2 separate regions of the Homo sapiens genome follow, and region 2 is linked to region 1. A link is an interaction called in ENCODE POLR2A ChIA-PET data of the cell type or tissue named here. Cell type or tissue: PC-9. All regions are shown on one strand. Each heading gives the region's core, and the rest is flanking DNA. Links, peaks and the distances in the headings are about the cores only.

Region 1 (5,381 bases), core at 156-5,155:
GCATTTTTAGTAGAGATGGGGTTTCACCATGTTGTCCAGGCTGGTCTCAAACTCCTGACCTCAAGCGATCTGCCTGCCTTGGCCTCCCAAAGTGCTGGGATTACAGGTGTGAGCCACTGCACCCCGCCAGACTGACTTCTTTTACTCAGCAATATGCATTAAAAGTTCCTCCATGTCTTTTCATGGCTGGAGAGTTCACTTTTTAAAATCATTGAATAATATAGCATTGTCTGCGTGCACCATAGTTTGTTTATCCATTTTCACATACTGATAGACATCTTGGTTGCTTCCCAAGTTTTGGCAATTATAAATAAAGCTTCTAACAAAATCCATGTGCAGGTTTTTGTGTAGACATAAATTTCAACTCATTTGGGTAAATACCAAAGAACATGATTGCTGGATTGTATGCTTAGAATATGTTTGGTTTTGTGAAAAACCACCAAACTGTCTTCTAAAAATGGCTGTATCACTTTGTATTCCCACCAGTAATGAGTGAGAGTTCCCACTGCTCCACATCCTAGCCAGCATTTGATGTTGTCAGTGTTCTGGAATTTTGGCCATTCTCAGAGGTGTGTAGTGGTATCTCACTGTTGTTTTTATTTGTATTTCCCTGAAGACATAAGACGTGAATCATATTTTTATATGCTTACTTGACACCTGTATGTCCTTTTTGATGAGGTATCTGTTCATATTTTTTGCTCATATTTTAATTGGGTTCTTTGTTTACTTATTATTGAATTTTAAGAGTTCTCTGTATATTTTGGATACTGGTCCTTTATCAGATATGTGTTTTGCAAATATTTTCTCCTAGTGTGTGGCTTGTCTTTTCATTCTCTTGAGTGTCTTTCACAGAGCAGAAGTTTTTAGTTTAAACACAGTCCAACTTAAGTTTTTATCTCACAGATTATACTTTTAACGTTGTATCTAAAAAGTCATAATTATACCCAAGGCCACCTAGGTTTTCTCCTATGTTATCTTCTAGAGGTTTTACAGTTTTGCATTTTACATTTAGACCTATGGTCCATTTGGAATCAATTTCTGTGAAAGGTATAATGTCTGTATCTAGATTCATTTTTGTGTATATGGATGTCCAGTTGTTCCAGCATGAAATCTGAATTTTATGTGAAGACTCCTGATTTTAAAGGTTTGTTCAAGTCTTTTTTTGGTGGTAGTGGTACCAGAGGAATTCCAGCTCCCTCCTCCCCTAATACACATGTCTGCAGAATGCATTTATCCATCCTGGATAATCTCTGCCTCCTTCATCCTTCTTACCTGGAATGCTCTTCATCCATCCACCTAAGTTTTTCCTAATGCCCACCTCACACTCCATCTACCCGACCTTTTCCACTACTTCGACCTAGTGTGTGCACTCACCACATATTCAGTTGACAGTGGTTGAACTCTGAACACATTATGACTTGTAAGTCCCCATTAGCACTGCCATATGCCACTGCCTTTCTTTCTTAGCTAGACTGTGAACTCTTGGGGAAGACAGGAACCCTCTTATTCCGGTTTACCCCAGGTAGCTTGGCATGCATGGGTCTGGGCATAAAATAGGTTCAGCCACAGTTGCTAACAATTTCAGACTAGCTGGACTTTGGTCCTGACTTACCAATTGTCCTTTGTTCTTCAGGAGAGATGGCTACTTCAGGAGTCAAGCTGAGGACCTGCCAAAGATTTAAACCCAGCAGCCTTGCCCTGGCACAGGTAGAATGATGGCCTCTCTAATTTTGATGCCTGATTTAGCATTACATTCATGTAAATAAGAGGGCCCTGATGTCCTTGGAGAATTAGGAAAGATTAGTAATACAGCAAAATGTATTATCAGAGGTACCACTGTATTATGAGTAACAAACATGTTTCTTTCACTATGATTTCTCTCTGGTCATAATGATATCCCAGTCATTATGAAAAATAGTGAAATAAAGGAGTGAAATAAAAAGAACAGATAGCTTCCTGGTGACTGGTTCCCTACCTCATGCATAATTAATAGTCAAGTTAATGGTAATCCTCCCAGCCCACCTTTGTTCTTTATTTTCATCTGCATCATTAAGTGTTCCCACTGGAGGATCTCTGGACACTTCCAACTCAACAACGATGGAGGGAACAAAAGGGTCCACACCTGAGGCTGAGACCCAAGTCGTCTCAGGTGATTGTTACCGTGGCACGTCTGTGTGCCGACAGATTTCTCAGAATCAAATTGCTCAGGGAAAGTACTGTGGGTCCATTTGTTAGGACTGCCTAACAGCCATGCATGATCCACACCAGCAAATCCCAGGCAGAAAATATCAGGGAGACAGGATCCCAGGAAAATCACCTCACTGCCTGGGGTTTGAGAAGTGGCTGCGAGCCTGCCTGCAGAGCTTATGGGGGACTTTGACATGGCTCTCACTCAGGGCCATGGCAGACGCTGGTATCAGGGCTGATGCTGGTACTGCTTCTACCTCAGGAACAACCTTCCCTGACCTCAAGACCCAAAGGTATCAATCAGCGACTCACTCAGCTTGGAAGGACAGTGGTCTTGTTGGAGGCACACCCACACTTCTTTTTCTAATTCTCCTCCAGAGACAATTAGAACCGTTCCTGTTATCACCCTCCCTTCCCCAGGAAAGCCCCCCAGATCTGTACCAGGCAGGCAACAGTCCCTCTGGGTGGTGTGAAGTGGGCAGAGCGATTCCCAGGATGTTATGAAAATAAATCGTATCTAGACACCTAAAAAACAAAAAATCCCAAGCCTTCTCCTCAGGACCTGTTTAAAAGACACACCTCCCCTTTTCCACTTAGCTGCTTAAGCAACCTCTTTGTACACACTGTACTCAGCAGTGACTCAGGGGCCCACAGTTACCAGCCACTGAAAAGAAAATTACAGACCACTAGTTGGTAGCGGCTGGCTAAAATCAGGGGATGTTAAGCAACTTGGGCTAGAAATTCAACCTTGCTCATACAGAGCAAGGAATCACTTCAGCAACTGCTAGGTACAGAAAATTAAACCAACTGAAGAAAAAAACAAGTAAAGAAAATAGAATCTCCCTAAAGTCTAGGAAAGTGGGTATAGGAGAACCTGAGAAGGTCAAACCTCAAGGCAGGGAGGCTCCCTAGGCAAGCCCAGCCATGGAGAACCGGAAGAGACTCACTGCCCATAAGCCAAACAAATTCAATTATTTTGAGGTCCTGAGGCACTGGTCCACTTCTTGGTGAAGGAACATGTGATTTACCACTCAACAGGCAAATAATTAAACTTCCTGAACATCAGTATGATTTAAAGCTGCCAACAACTAAAAAGATCTTATATTCTCAGTTTCAGATTTCATCCTACAGTATAGTCACATTTTTATTATGTACCTCTTAAGTCCATTTGGAGTCATCTCTCCTCCCAAGCATTTAATAGCCCTTAGTGTCTTCTAAGGCAGAAATTATCAGACTCATTTTGCAGATTTGTAAATATCTCACAGCAATTGAATGGCAGGGTGCTGTCATGAAACTATGGCATGTGGAGGAGCAGGAAAAGGTTACCGACATCCTAGCATCTCACCGCCATGCTAGCGTCTCCCCACGTGAAACAACTGCCCTGAAGACAGTCTGTGGCTGAACCTCAATGTATTTTCACTTAGAGAATGGGAAAATCATCTGTTTTTCCTGAGTCTTACATAACTGTAGCCTGAGAGTCCAACTGTTCCGGTCATGGCCTCACATTCTTTCTGCAAAGGCGCTAGTTGACAAGATTTATGGGGTAGTCTAAGGAAGCATGTGAAGCAATGTGGGGTTGAAACCATGAGGGAGAACTTTCTGATCCTAGCAGAGTAGACCTAGTTTCTGTGGAGGGCTAGACAACCAGCCCCCAAACTAATTGTCCTGACTATGGGTGCTCAATGCTGAAAAATAAAGCAAAAAGGGTTCTTCTCTTTCATAGTCTCTGTCAAGAAGTCATAGTCATGCTAAGGTTTGAGGATGTGAAGACACAAAGGGCTCCTGGGGGCTCTTCCTTATGGAAGTGGACATGGAGTTGGCATTGAACATTTCCAACATAGTCAGTGGGGAGGGAAACCGAGACAACATAGATGAGTGAAACAAACTCGGCCACAGAGCTGCTACAGTCCCTGGACGTTTGTAAAACTTACAGAAATTGCTTTTCATGCCTAGCAGCCAGCACAGGCAATAGCTATCACCAAAGCCATCTCAGCAGGACAGTAAATCAAAAATCACCAAGGCTAAGAAGCAGTATGTTAAGAATAACGACTCCCTCTGAGATGATGATGCTTTAAAAACCCACAACAAGCCAGCTGAGCTCCCAGTTTAGGGAGGAGGTTTAAATAATGTTCAGGGGATAATGGTCCAAAGTCAGATGGAGCCAGACAGCAAATTCTAGGTGGAATGGCTGACCAAAGCCCTTGTGGGGTAGGCAGCTGGACATCATACTTACAGTGAGTTGGGCCGGGTGGGTTTGACCACAGCCAGGTCTGGGTCACTGGAGTTCATGTTGGGCTGTAAGCTGCTGCTGGAATTAAGGATGCTGTTTGGATTTGATGAGACAGATTCCAAACTGGAGTTGATGATGCTGTTCCTTTGTTCCTCTGGGGGGGAAAAGCCACAAGTCCCATATTAATATTATTGCATAGGGACAGTCTATTGCTACATGCACAAAAATGTATAAAGAATAAGACTGGATCAAGATCTCTGATCCCAGGGAAGCTTAAGAAACAACATAGAAAAGGTTAAGAATTAAAAGTGGGAAAGGAAGAGTCAAGGGGGAACAGGTGACTCGAAATTTTAAAGCAAACCCCTTTCCTCGTCATAACAGGATATATCTCCCCTTTAATATAAGCCAGGATTTTTTCTAAGAGTGGCCCTACTATGGCACCATAAATTGCATCTTCTTTTGACTGGCAGATTGCCAGAGTAGAGAAAAGCCTCCACAGACCCCTCACATTCACCCAGATCCCCTTGGCTTCTGTGACACTCACCTTTTATTCTAAAACTCCTGCCTCTAATATTGCTCTAATTGATCAGGCCATGTCCCACCTCCAATTCCATAGAGCCTCACCAGAGAAGATCTACTATTTAGCCACCAATGTCCTTACGACTCCACCAGTCTAAATTCCTGACCCTTTCTCAGACACATCTTTCTGTGTTGCCTCTAGCTCCATGTACTTGGTGTTTGACTTCAAGTGAATTCTTTGATAAATCGCTCTGTAATGGGCTGCAGAATGGTTTGCCTATAAACAACAACAAAACACTTGAGTCCATAGTCCCAGCAGTCATATTCATGCTTGGAGAATACTGCCAAGCCAAGAGACAGAAAACCTGAGTTCTCTTCAAGCCCTGACTGGCTATGTGGCCTCAGGCAATTTCTACTTGATCTTGGATTCCTGGTTAACAATCTA
Region 2 (5,381 bases), core at 175-5,174, 780 kb before region 1:
CTTCTTAATTTCTTCATTGACCCACTGGTCATTCAGAAGCATATTGTTTAATTTCCATGTGTTTATATATTTCCAAAATTCCTCTTGTTATTGATTTCTAGTTTTCTTCCACTGTGTTCAGAAAAAATGCTTGATATCATTTCAATGTTTTAAGACTTGTCTTGTTTTATGACCTAAAATATGGTCTATCCTTGAGAATGACCCATATGCTGAAGAGAAGAATGTATGTTCTGTAGCCTTTGATGAAATGTTCTGTAAATATCTATTAGGTCCATTTAGTCTATAGTACAGATTAAGTCCAATGTTTCTTTGTTGATTTTTTGTCTGGGTGATCTGTCAGTTGCTGAAAGTGGGGTGTTGAAGTTTCCAGCTATTACTATATTGAGACCTATCTCTTTCTTTAGCTGTAATAACATTTGCTTTAAACATCTGGGTGCTCTAGTGTTGGGTGCATATATATTTACAATAATTATATCCTGTTGATGAATTGACCTCTTTATCGTTACATAATAAATAACCTTCTTTGCCTCTTCTTACAGCTTTTGTTTTAAAACGTATTTTTTGGTTTCCATTGACATGGAATAGTTTTTTCCATTCCTTTCTTTTATTTTCTTTACATTTTTTTTCTTCTTTTGAGACAGAGTCTCACTCTGTTGCTCAGGATGGAGTGCAATGGTGCAATCTCAGCTCACAGCAACCTCTGCCTCCCAGGTTTGAGCAATTCTCCTGCCTCAGCCTTCCAAGTAGCTGGGATTACAGAAGTGTGCCACCATGCCCAGCTAATTTTATATTTTTAGTAGAGATGGGTTTCACCATGTTGGTCAGGCTGGTCTCGAACTCCTGACCTCAGGTAATCCACCTACCTCGGCCTCCCAGAGTGTTGGGATAATGGGTGTGAGCCACCATTCTCAACACCTTTATTTTCAGTCTATGTTTCTTTATAGGTGAAGTGTGTTTCTTGTAGGCAACAGATCACCAAGTCTTGTTTTTTTATCCATTCAGCCATTCTGTTTTTTTTTTTTTTAATTAGAGTTTAGTCCATTTACATTCAATGTTTCTATTTATAAGTAGGGACTTACTTCTACCATTTTGTTATTTGTTTTTTGGTGGTTTTTGTGGTCTTTTTCTGCTTTCCTTCCTTCCTGTCATCCATTTAGTGAAAGTGATTTTCTCTGGTGGATATGCTTTAATTTCTTTCTTTTTACTTTTTGTGTACCCATTGTATGTTTTTCTATTTGAGGTTACCATGAGGCTTGCAAATACTATCTTACAACCCATCATTTTAAACTGATGATGACTTAACAATGATTGCATAAGCAAGCAAACAAACAAACAAAAAGAAAACTAGTAAAAACGCTACACTGTAACTTTGTATCCCTACTTTTAAACTTTTTATTGTTGCTATTTATATCTTATTGTACTTTCTGTCTTGAAACGTTGTAGTTATTTTTTATTGGTTCATCATTTAGTCTTTCTACTTGAGAAGTTTTCACACCACAACTACATTGTTACACTATTCCATGTTTTCTGTGTGCTTACTATTGCCAGTGAGTTTTGTATTAATATCTTCAGATAATTTCTTCTTTTTCATTAATATCCTTTTCTTCCAGATTTAAGAACTTCCTTTATCATTTCTTGTAGGACAGGTCTAGTATTGACAAAATTCCTCAGCTTTTGTCTGTGAATGTCTTTATTTCTCCTTTATGCTTAAAGAGTATTTTCACCAGATATACTATTCTAGAGTAAAAGTTTTCTTTCTTTCCACACTTTAGATATGTCATATTAATCCCTCTCAGCCTGTAAAGTTTCCACTAAAAAGTCTGATGCCAGATGTTTTGGAGCTCCATTGTATATTATTTGTTTCTTTTCTCTTGCTGCTTTTAAGATCCATTCTTTACCCTTGACCTTTGGGTGTTCGATTATTACATGCCTTGAGTAGTCTTCCTTGGGTTAAAGCTGCTTGGTGTTCTATAACCTTCTTGTACTTGAATGTTGATATGTTTCTCTAGATTAGGGAAAAAGTGAGGTGTTGAAGTTTCCAGCTATTACTGTATTGAGATCTTCCCAATCTATCTGTTGGGAAGTGCTCTGATCCCTTTCAACAAACTTTCTAACCCTCTCTCTCTCTACTTCCTCTCTAAGGCCAGTAACTCTTAGATTTGCCCCTTTGATGCTATTTTTTAGATCCTATAGGGATGCTTCATTGTTTGTTGTTGTTGTTGTTTGTTTGTTGTTTTTATGAGATAGAGCCTTGCTCTGTTGCCCAGGCTGGAGTGCAGTGGCATAATCTTGGCTTACTGCGACCTCCACCTCCCAGGTTAAAGCAATTCTCTTGCCTCAGCCTTCTGAGTCACTGAGACTACAGGCACATTCCACCACGCCCAGCTAAATTTTGTATTTTCAGGAGAGACAGGGTTTCACCACGTTGCTAAGGCTGGTCTTAAATACCTAACCTCAAGTGATCCACTTGCCTCAGCCTCCCAAAGTGCTGAGATTACAGGTGTGAGCCATTGTGCCTGGCTGCTGCCTCATTGTTTTTTATTCTTTTTTTCTTTTATCTCTTCTGGATGTATATTTTCAAATAGCCTATCTTCAAGCTCACTAATTATTTATTCTGCTTGATCAATTCTGCTATTAAGAGACTCTGATGTATTCTTCAGCATGTCAACTGCATTTTTCACCCCTAGAATTTCTGCTTGATTCTTTTTAATTATTTCAATCTCTTTGTTAAATTTATCTGATAGTATTCTAAATTCCTTCTGTGTATCATCTTGAATTTCTTTGAATTTCCTTAAAACAACCATTTTGAATTCTCTATTTGAAAGGTCACATATCTTCATTTCTCCAGGCCTGGTCTCTGGTCCCTTACATAGTTCATTTGGTGAGGTCATGTTTTCCTGGATGATGTTGATACTTATATATGTTCTTTGATGTCTGGGCATTGAAGAGTTAGGTGTTTATTGTAAACTTCACAGTCTGTTCTTCTTGGGAAGGCTTTCTAGGTATTTGAAAGGACTTAAGCCCTATGCCCAATAATACTGTGGGTTTTGCAGACTTCTGGAGGTATTGTTTTGGTGGTCTTGAATAATTTCCAGATGAATTCTCTTTATCACCAGGCACTCTTGCTCTTTTTCCTTACTTTCTCCCAAACACACAGAGTCTGTCTATGCTGAGCCACCTGGAACTTGGGGTATGGTGATGCAAGCATCTCTGTGGCCACCACCACTGGAATGGCATTGACTCAGACCTGAATCTAGCACAGCCCTGGGCTTTTCCCAGTGCCTTTCCCTTTAGTGTAGCAAGTTTCTCCAGGCCCCAAGTGTGTCCAGAGATTCTGTCTGGGAACCAGAAACTGCAGTCAAAAACCTTAGCAATTTACCTGATGTTCTATTCTACGGCAACTAAGCTGGTACTCAAACCACAATACAAAATCCTTCCTACTTTCCTTTCCCTTTACACAGGCAGAGGAACCTCTCCCTGTTGCGGTCATAATCACTGGTCCACAGGTGCTTCTACCTGGCCATCACCAGTGTTCACTTAAAGCCCAAGGGCTCTTCTGTCAGCTTGTGGTAAATGTTGCCAGGCCTAGAACTCACTCTTCAGAGTAGTGGGCTCCCCTCTAGCCCAGGGTAGTTCCACAAATGCAATCTAAGAGCCTAAGCTTGGACTTGGGGACCCTAAGAACCTGCTTGTTGCTTTACTCCACTGTGACTGAACTAGTACCTAGGGTGCAAAAGAAAGTCCCCTTTACTTTTCCCTCTCCTTTTCTCGAACAGGAGGAGTATTTCACCATAGCCACCACAGCTGAGAATGTGCTGGCTCTCCCCTGAAGCCAGCATATCTCAGAGCCCAAGGCCCACATGTACTTCCTGGGTGTTGCTGGTAGTTATTCAGAGACCAAGGACCTGCTCTTAAGTCAGCAGGTAGTTAATTCTGCCAGGACTGGATCCTTCTCTTCAAGGCAGCAGGTTCCCTTTTCTCAAAGAGTGTGTCTGAAATCTGGGAGACAGGGCCTGGAATGAGGGCCTCATTACTCTGCTCAATGATTTATCATACTGTGGCTGAGCTGGTATCCAAGAGGCAAGACACAGTACTCTTTACTCTTTGCTCTCCTCTCCTGAAGCAAAAGGAAGGAGTCACTTTTTGTGACTATTAACTGCACTGCCTGGGATTGAAGAAGGGATGGCACAAGTGCTCCTTAGCTGTGCCAGCTGCTGTCTCCTTAGGTCATGTGCTGCCCTAATTCACTGGCTCTAAGCCCAGCCTAGCGCTAGGAGTTGCGTAGGAACTGCAGTCTTCATGTCCTAGGCTACCTTTTGAATTTATTTAGGACCCCAGAACACTTCAGCTTATGATGGTAAGGCTTGCCAAGAAACTCAAATTCTGACTGCTGGGATAGGTGATTCCTCTGGCTAGAGCTGATCCAAGTGCTCCCTCTGTGCACGAGTGCTGGCTCAGACCAGCACAGCTTTATTCTCCGCTGTCACAAGGCAGCACTGAGATCAATGTAAAGTCCTCCAGTCTCTGTGCTCTCCCTTTCCAAAGTGCACAGATTCTCTCACTGTGCTGCAACACCACTGCTGGGGAATGGGGGAGGGGTGGCATCAATGATTCAAGACTGTCTCCCCTGCCGCCTATCAATGTCTCTTTCCACTATAAGAAGTTAAAAACACATACCGTAATTGCTCACCTGATTTTTTGTTCTTGTGATGATATTTTTCTGTGTGCAGATAGTTGTTAAAATTTGATCTTCTAGCTGGGAAGGTGGAAAGTGTACACTTATATTCTGCCATCTTGTTCTGCTCCCTGCTGTCATTTTCAATGGTAAATTGATTCATAACTTTTAATAAAGCATGGAGTAATCCTGTCAAAAACAATGTCATGCTATTTTTCCTAATTGCATATGCACAAATTTTCAGAAAGCTAATTATTCTGTGGACCAATATATTGAACACTTATAGCTATTATTTTCACTTTCTAAAGAAAAGAAAAAATAAATAGGCACTATCTTAGTCAACTTAGACTGCTCTAACAAAATACCACATACTGGGTGGCTTAAACAATGGACATTGCTTCTCACAATTCTGGAAGTTGGGAAGTCCAAGATCAATGTGCCAGGAGATTCAGTTCCTGATGAAGGCCCTCTTCCTGGCTTAGAGACAACCACCTTGTTGCTGTGTTCCTACATGGCAGAACAGGTAGAAATACAGAGAGCTCTGGTCTCTTCCTCCTCTTCTCCTTTATTTATTTATTTATTTATTTATTTATTTATTTATTTTTTGTGATGGAGTCTTGCTTTGTCACCCAAGTTGGAGTGCTAGTACCTAGGGTAGAAAAGAAAGTCCCCTTTCATGTGGTGCAATCAAGGTAGCCTCAAATTC

The links. Peaks named below come from ENCODE experiments on the same cell type or tissue, not always from the same donor. Only the 100,000 strongest peaks of a DNase experiment are listed, where the experiment ranks them.
Region 2: POLR2A ChIA-PET joins it to region 1 with 7 read pairs; 2 of 35 experiments call an interaction of 5 or more read pairs at or near these places.

The regions. Positions count from the first base shown.
Region 1 is chr5:143,146,421-143,151,801 of GRCh38, reverse strand. It overlaps ARHGAP26 (Rho GTPase activating protein 26), which reads right to left. Exons shown (of 23, transcript NM_001135608.3): 20 at 4,421-4,571. Among named protein-coding and RNA genes, the nearest start is that of ARHGAP26-IT1, 43 kb to the left of the region's middle. In PC-9, for the core only: no CTCF peak of the experiment used is centred there; no DNase peak of the experiment used is centred there.
Region 2 is chr5:143,930,637-143,936,017 of GRCh38, reverse strand. No RefSeq gene overlaps it. Among named protein-coding and RNA genes, the nearest start is that of HMHB1, 120 kb to the right of the region's middle. In PC-9, for the core only: no CTCF peak of the experiment used is centred there; a DNase peak (open chromatin) is centred at 2,407; H3K27ac peaks cover 428 bases.